Linked DNA regions of Mus musculus: regions 1 and 3 are each linked to region 2. Evidence: chromatin loops called from intact Hi-C (ENCODE). Cell type or tissue: left cerebral cortex. All regions are shown on one strand.

The links. Hi-C counts contacts between places; a loop is a spot of excess contacts. Peaks named below come from ENCODE experiments on the same cell type or tissue, not always from the same donor. Only the 100,000 strongest peaks of a DNase experiment are listed, where the experiment ranks them.
Region 1: it touches region 2 in a loop (7-fold over the local background); 7 of 42 quality-filtered maps call a loop at or near these places.
Region 3: it touches region 2 in a loop (2.1-fold over the local background); 4 of 42 quality-filtered maps call a loop at or near these places.

What each region holds. Positions count from the first base shown.
Region 1 is chr9:75,196,583-75,199,082 of GRCm38, forward strand. It overlaps Myo5a (myosin VA), which reads left to right. Exons shown (of 41, transcript NM_010864.2): 33 at 1,061-1,154. Among named protein-coding and RNA genes, the nearest start is that of Myo5c, 34 kb to the right of the region's middle. In left cerebral cortex, a CTCF peak has its summit at 943; a DNase peak (open chromatin) is centred at 854; H3K27ac peaks cover 2,500 bases.
Region 2 is chr9:75,070,087-75,072,586 of GRCm38, forward strand. It overlaps Myo5a (myosin VA), which reads left to right and starts at 1,120. Exons shown (of 41, transcript NM_010864.2): 1 at 1,120-1,573. The coding sequence starts at 1,547. In left cerebral cortex, a CTCF peak has its summit at 1,014; DNase peaks (open chromatin) are centred at 1,100, 1,316, 1,901 and 2,421; H3K4me3 peaks cover 2,251 bases; H3K27ac peaks cover 2,206 bases.
Region 3 is chr9:75,134,574-75,137,073 of GRCm38, forward strand. It overlaps Myo5a (myosin VA), which reads left to right. Exons shown (of 41, transcript NM_010864.2): 6 at 1,770-1,913. Among named protein-coding and RNA genes, the nearest start is that of Myo5a, 65 kb to the left of the region's middle. In left cerebral cortex, no CTCF peak of the experiment used is centred here; a DNase peak (open chromatin) is centred at 1,054.

The sequences.
Region 1 (2,500 bases), 130 kb after region 2:
AGTGGCAACCCCCAGCCAGCTCCACTGACTCATGTCTGACCTTTCGAAGCTTTCTTAGTCTGGTCATGCCCACTTCCCTCTTCCTGAGTATCTAACTGCCTGTCCTTGGAGAGAATTCTTTACTAAATAAAGCCAGTATCTTACCTTCCATTTAAAAACACAGGTTTTCTTTCTCTCTTTTTCACATTTTACATTAGGCACTCAAACTTCATTTTTTTTAAATATATATATTGTGCAAGATTTGTGGGTATCTTTTATTACCTGGCATTTGGGTCTTATGCCAGCAGAACCCCACTCCCACCCCGAGGCAAGCTTTCACTACAACCCAGGCGGGCCTTGAATTCTCTCTGACTTCCTGGTACTTGGGTTATAGTCATGTACCTTCATGCTATGTAGCAGAAAGTTCTTTATCCTTTTGTTGTTATTACTTTTTTGTTGTTTGATTTGGTTTTGTTTGGCTTGTTTTTTTAAGGCAGTCTCTATATGTAACTCTGGCTGGCCTTGAACTCACAGAGATCCACCCACTACTGCCTTCTGAGTACTTGAATTAATGGTGTATGCCAGAACACCTGGCTCAGCTTACTTTTAGTTTCCCCAACTTCTTCATGTTTCGTAGGCGTTAAGGCTGAGTTTAGAACAGGTAACGCATAGCTGTGCTTTACTCACGGAGGGTCAGTCTTTTCCTAAGTGCAGCTGTCCTCAGCTCTCACAGACCTTGTATGCACTCATCAGAGCTCATCTTTGCCCAGTCCCCCTCACAAGTGACAGTGAGTCTGAGATGTTTCCATAGGAGCCTGCTGGGAGGCTTCCATCACGCTGTAGGCTGTAGCTGTAAGGAGCTCACTGCAGTGTCAGCCTTGCCTTCACTCACCGCAGTGTCAAAGCCTTGCCATCACCGGAGCTGCACCTCCTTTGTCTGCCAGTTTGAGCCAGGCGGTGGCTCCACCTGCAGCTTTTATGTGAAACTAACAGTGTGTTGCTGTGATTCCATCTGTGCGCCCTTTGTGCCTGTGCTGAGCCTGTTCTCATCTTTCTGACATAATTCTCATTTTGATCCTAGGATCTGATGGAACAACTTGAAAAGCAGGATAAAACTGTCCGGAAACTGAAGAAACAACTGAAAGTCTTTGCCAAAAAAATTGGTGAACTAGAAGGTACTTAAACATTTTTTAACAGCATTTGTCAAATTTTATGTCCATTGCTAGTGACCTGGTAGAGAGTTACAGGTGAGTTTTTAGAGAAAATAATCAAAATTACTTTTGACAATCTTAACCTCTGCGGAATGAAAAATTCTTCTATGTATGGGAATAATTTTCCTAGTAACATAACAGTAAGTTACAAAGGGAGAAAATTCATTCAACAAACAGCTAACACATGCCAGAGTCTGCCCTAGTCAGTACAGCATGTGCTTAAGAGCAAGGATTCTAGAGCCAGCTTCTTGATTCAAGTCCTGTGCCTCTCTCCTACCTACTAGGCTCAGAATATGTGCGTGGTGCTGAGCCTCTCCATGCCTCAGTTTTCCCACATCCTCACTGGGAATGATAATGGTGCCTCTCAAACATGGTCTCTAAGAACTGAATGAGTTAATGTGGGCGGCACATCTGCAATAGCAACATACCTGCTACACACAATCTAATTGTTACCACTAGAGCTACAAAAGGGAATGTGGTAGAGTATCCTCAAAGAACTCACGACCTAATAAAAAAAAAGAAATTAATCAGGAAATATGAATTATAATTATAAAGAAACATGATTTTTAAAATCATTTCTATATAAAAAAGGTATGCTCCTTGAGAAAAAAATCCATGGAAGCATACTGCTGTTGTCCTGTGAGTTAGTCTGATCATCCAGCAAGTTTTATTGCGTGTGCCTAGGTGCTGGTGCAGTTGCAGGTGCTTGAGATCCAGCTGTGAGTGAGACCAAAGCAACCACTGAGTTCATTCCAGCCACCCTCTCACATCTCAAGGCACCTGAGGAACAGAACTTCAAAGATAAAATTCCCTTTAAGCCATTTTAACCACAAATGATGTGCTCATCCTGGCCATCTATCATATTCTCTACTTGTCATCTTTGTGACTCTCATGTGGCACAAAGGATAGAAAGAGCCCACCACTCCATCACACTGAGTCATAACTGTTCTTCCGTCTGTCTGGCAGTCCCAGTCAAGCCCTGCTCATTCTGTGGAACTAAAGGCACTTGTCACATCCTCAGAAGCATCCTGATCGCACCACCAACCTCAGGACCTGCTTTCTGTATTTGGTTCATACTTTCTATGGTTTTTCACTCTTAAATTTTTGGCAGTTTTTCTGTTTGAATTACTGGTTTCTATGCTTGACTAAGAGCTTTCTGGGCATGGAAATCACCTCTTATTTTTCACAGTTACAACAATGAACATAGTTTCTGACCTTTGATAACCCTTCTATTCTTGACTGAATAAATAAGTTTTAAAAATATTTAGAGCATATAGTGCCACAGATGTTAATGTCAAAGAGGTTATTAC
Region 2 (2,500 bases):
GAAAGGATGGAATCCAGAAACATCAAAGTGGTGAACAGTCTTCCTTCAAATACCCACCTCATGTTCAGACATAACTAGGGAGTCAGGCTTGTGCTTTGACTGCCATTGTACTGGTCTCAGAACCATGTCTCTAAAATTTCACCATTCACAAGGCAGAGGCAGGAGGATGGCGAGTTTGAAGAAAACCCGGGCTGCTTAGTGAGACCTGTCTCAAAACCCAACAAGCCAAACAATAAAACTGGATTCCCATGATAGGCACTGGCCACAACTTAAGGTTTAAAGAAGGAAGATGGACACATTTTAAAAGGCTAAAAATTTTAAAGAGTATTCCAAGTGAGCACGAAAGTGTGGCTGGAGAGAACATGTTGGGATGAAAAAGACCACATTCCTGTGTCCGTGTAAGGGCACGGAATAGACTGCGTCAAGACTGCAAACACTTGAGTTTCTCTCAGTAGGTTGCCGTTTTCAGGTGACTCCAGGATCAGCATCAGGTAGTGCTGTCACGATCAGCAGAACAAAGGTCTCATTCTGAATGGTGGCGAACCTATGTAAACGCCCAAGTCTAAGATGGGCCATTTCCCAGTGCCATCTTGTTTTCAGGTTCATTGGAGTTTCTGTGTGTTAGAGGCCACCCTATGTCCTTGCATCACCAAGGGTGCAAACCCAAATGCAGAGTGACCTTGAGCATCCTTCAAATTCCGGGTGGTGCAGCTTCCCGCCCTGCCGTGAGCAAGTCTCTTCTGGAGTTGCAGGTTCTCAGAAAGGCCTTTCCCGAACCCTCCCCTACCTCAAGTCCTCTCCCTACAAACAGCAGGGCCAGGAGGAGCAGCCTTGAGGCTGCCGGGTCTACGCGGGCACTCTAACCGTCGCTACCTCGAGCGGGACGCGCTCCCTCACTGCCCCACCTTCGCGCACACTGTGGGGGGCCACTCCGCCAAAGCAGGTTTGGGATGCCAGCCGCATGGGCCGAGGATGCTCGGTGCCCGCCGCCGATGGGAGGCAGCGTGAGCCCGAAAGAGCCGGGAGGGATCGCGGTGGCAGCGCTCGAGCGCAGCCTCCTCCCGCTCCCACAATGCACAGGGCGGCGGCGGCGGCGGCGGCGGCATCGCGCGCCGCGGAGGAGACAGAGGAGGCTACAGAGACCAGGCCTCTAAGGAGGCGAAGCGGCTGAGGAAACTGAGGGAGCGAGGGGGCGCTGAGGACGCGAGGCGACTGAAGAGACCGCAAGGGCTGTGTGTGTGGACCAGGCGGCTTGGGGAGACTGAGGCGGCGACGGCCGCGGAGGCTGGTACCCGAGTCCCCCGAGCACGCGCCTCGGGCTCACGCGGCCGCCGAGCCCTGGAGGTGATGACTGTCAGGCTCCCGCCCGCCGCTAGCGCCTGACGCGCCCCGCCCCGGCCCGCCCGGGCCCGCCCGCCAGCTTGGCCCGCCCTGCCCGGCCCGGCCCTTCCCCTGCTCCCCGCCCGCCACCGTTTCACCCGCGCGGGCGGCCGCCACGCGAGCTGCGGCCTCCGCCTAGGCGGGGGGCGTCGGCGCTGGGCCCGCCATGGCCGCGTCCGAGCTCTACACCAAGGTAACGCGCGCCGCAGAGCCTTGTCCTGGGGAGGGGTCGCGCGGCCGGGACCGTGGCTGTAGGACCGGCAGGTTCCACCGGACTGCACCCCACTGCCCGGCTGTACCTCCTTGCCCGGCTGTACCTCCCTGCTCTGCCTCCCGAGCCCATTTCGGATGGGATGCTCTTGGGCAGATGCTCGGGCCGCTCTCCCGGGACTCGTGCTTAAAATAACGTCCTGTGCCGGTATGCGCCAGGCAGCAGCCTCTCGGGGAGATTATTTCGGATTCTGCAGTTATGGCCAGTCCGCTTTCACCTTTAGCTGCCGGGTTCTTGCCATTTGCCCTGGGGTGCGGAGCCTGTGGGAAGATGCAGCCCGGAGATGGCGAGCTTATTCTTAGGCTTCTTGGTGCCTGGGAGTTTGCAACCTGCGCGTTATCCCCGAGAGCCTCGTTAGCTCTGTGTCCTCACCCTCCTTTCCGGCGAGCCTTTCCCTTTTGGTCTTCATTTAGGGGAAGTGGCAGCCTTTTCAATCTTAAACCGACGCCCATATTCTCAGGGTCTGGTAATCTCTGAATGGCGTATTTTGGAGAGACTGTTTAGAAAATCTGTGTTGGGCAGTGTGTGGTGTATGCATTCATGGTATCTTATGTTACGGTTTCAATGGATGTTTTGCCAGCTAATGATTATTAAAATTACCTCTAATTCCACTCAACAGAATTGCCTTAACTTTTCAAGTTCATGTTTTTACATTTTTACCAGAATCTCTTTCTTCCCGTCTCTCTCTGTCTCTGCCTTTGTCTCCCTCTCAGGCACGGAGATTGAATGTAAGGGCCTCATGCATACTAGGTAAACCCTTTACAACTGAGCTATATATAGATAGCCCCAGCTTTCTGGACTCTTCTTTTAGCAGTTTGGAATCATCTCTTGCACACGTGACATCAATAA
Region 3 (2,500 bases), 64 kb after region 2:
TTCTCTGTTTGCATATACTAATCCTGAAAGACTTTGTACAAGGGGCAAACGTTAATCTTATATGGAATAAAGCTATTCAGTGTTTAATATATGCATTGTGTGAATGCTTGTTCTTCTATCTACATTATGTTTTTGTTTTGACTTAAAAGAGTTACAGAAGCATGTCACTAAGTTAAAAAAGTAGATATATGCCATCAAAAATTTAAGGTTATGAACGATATTTAGTAGAAAGTTGTATTCTCAGTATGTGGTTGAAGATACTTACAAGTTAGATAAAACCATTAAAATCGATGTTGGGCTGTAGATGCTACTCATTTGGAAGAGTGCCTGCCTAACATGAACAAAGCCTTGTGCACATGCCTGAATCCTAGCACTCTACAGGTAGGGGCAGGAGGATCAGGAGTTCAAGCTCATCCATCCTCAGCTACATAGCAAATTCAGGGTGAACCTGGACTACATTAAGACCCTGTATTTAAAACAAGCAAACAAACAAACACAAAACAACAACAACAAAAACCAATTATGTTCTGGAGGGGTGGCTCTATAGATAAAGTGCTTGCCCTGTAAGCATGCAAATCAGGCTTTAGGTCTTAAACACCTCCATTAAAAAGCTGGGTTTAGCTGGGCAGTGGTGGCACATGCCTTTGATCTCAGCACTTGGAAGACAGAGGTAGGAGGGTTTGAGGCCAGCCTGGTCTCCATAAGTAGTTCTAGGATAGCCATATACTTTGTCTCAAAAACAAAACAAAACATAAAAATATAACCAAAAAAGCTGGGTTTGGTGGCTTACCTAAAATCCTAGTGCTTAGGAGGTAGAGATGGAAATCCAAGGGCAAGTTGGGTATTGAGATAAGCTGAATTGTCAGTAAGCTTTGGGTTGAGTGAGAAATCCTACCTCACTAAATAAAGTGGAGAACTATCAAGGAAGACAATTGACACTAACCTCTGGGCTTCATGTACACATGCACACACGTGTACAGTGCAACCTCACACACGTGCTTGTACACATACACACATTCACAGTGTATACAAGAAAGAGACATGTTTTTACTTCTGGTTTCTGAAAATGGCATTTAAATTGAATGCATAAATCCAGGCATGGTGACACATGCCTCTGCATCTGGGAAGTAGACGCCTGAGGATATAAGTTTAAGGCACCCTTAGCTATATACAGAACTCATGGCTGGCCTGGGCTATGTGAGATGCTGCCTCAAAATGTAATCAATCAGTAGAATGGATAATATTAATACTCTGCTTATAAGCAGTATCGCTTTTCCTCTTTTTGCTATAGGATAAAATGATAGAACTGGCTAGTTTCTAAAGAGACCTTTTATACCAAACTAGCATTTCCAGGAATTTTTTTCTTTGTCTTAATGATTTCATTTACATAAGGCAGTCTTCTGAGTGTTTGGAAGCTAAGGACAAGGCTTTGCTCTGGCAGCTCCAGCCCTATATATCTCTCTCTGCTGATGTGAATGTTTGCATACCCCAAATGGTGTATGAAAATTTCACCACTGCTGCGTCCATCAGTTCTGCTTCTGAAATGCATTTCTGTGAGAATAACAAGACAAAAGAAGACTATTGGTATTTACCTGTGTAGCTGGGGGCAAAGCAGACACTTGTGCTCCCTACAGGGGCAAAATTGGTTCTCATCTTTAAAGAATCACTAAAAATGGAAGAGTTGGATTCTATTCCTTCTCTCTCTGAGTAAGCTTTGTAAATGCCATGCATTGCCCTTCTAAGATCTTGATTTCTCTCTTGCTTCTTAGTCAATTGGAAATGCCAAAACAACCAGGAATGATAATAGCAGCCGGTTTGGAAAATATATTGAAATTGGTTTTGACAAGAGGTACAGAATCATCGGTGCCAATATGAGAACTTACCTTTTAGAGAAATCCAGAGTGGTGTTCCAGGTAAGCTGCATGCGCTGCTGTGTGTTTTAGGATTACTTTATAATTACTGTTATGTGACATTTTCTTGGGGAGATAGGAACAAACACCCAAAGAGAGCATCAAGTACAGAATACAGACTTTATTATGGGAGTCCACTGAATTCATTAGGCTTATCTACATAGATGGTTAACCTCAAAGCAGCTCTATCATCGTGAATTTCCCTCCATAGTGGGTGACAACCTCATGGAAACTGCATCATAGAGCCCCCTTCCAGTTAACCTTCTGTTTTTTGCTTTTTATTTCCTAGCATCTCCCAAGATCATTTGCACTGAGGGTGGACAGAACAGAAAGTGATGGCTGCAATCTCAGCTGAAGCTTCTGTGACCCCAATTTCCCTTTTTCTACTAGGGACTATCTCAGCTTCATCACTGTTACTTCACACACAGCTACTTTTTTAGGGTTCTCAATTAGTTTCCTTGGCCAACATAATTTCTTCTCCAAGATGATGGTCACTTTATGGCCAAGGAAAAAAATCCATACAAAACCACTATAGAGCCCTTGCTTACTAGTATGATATACTTTATTTCATAGAACTCTTGAGCATATTC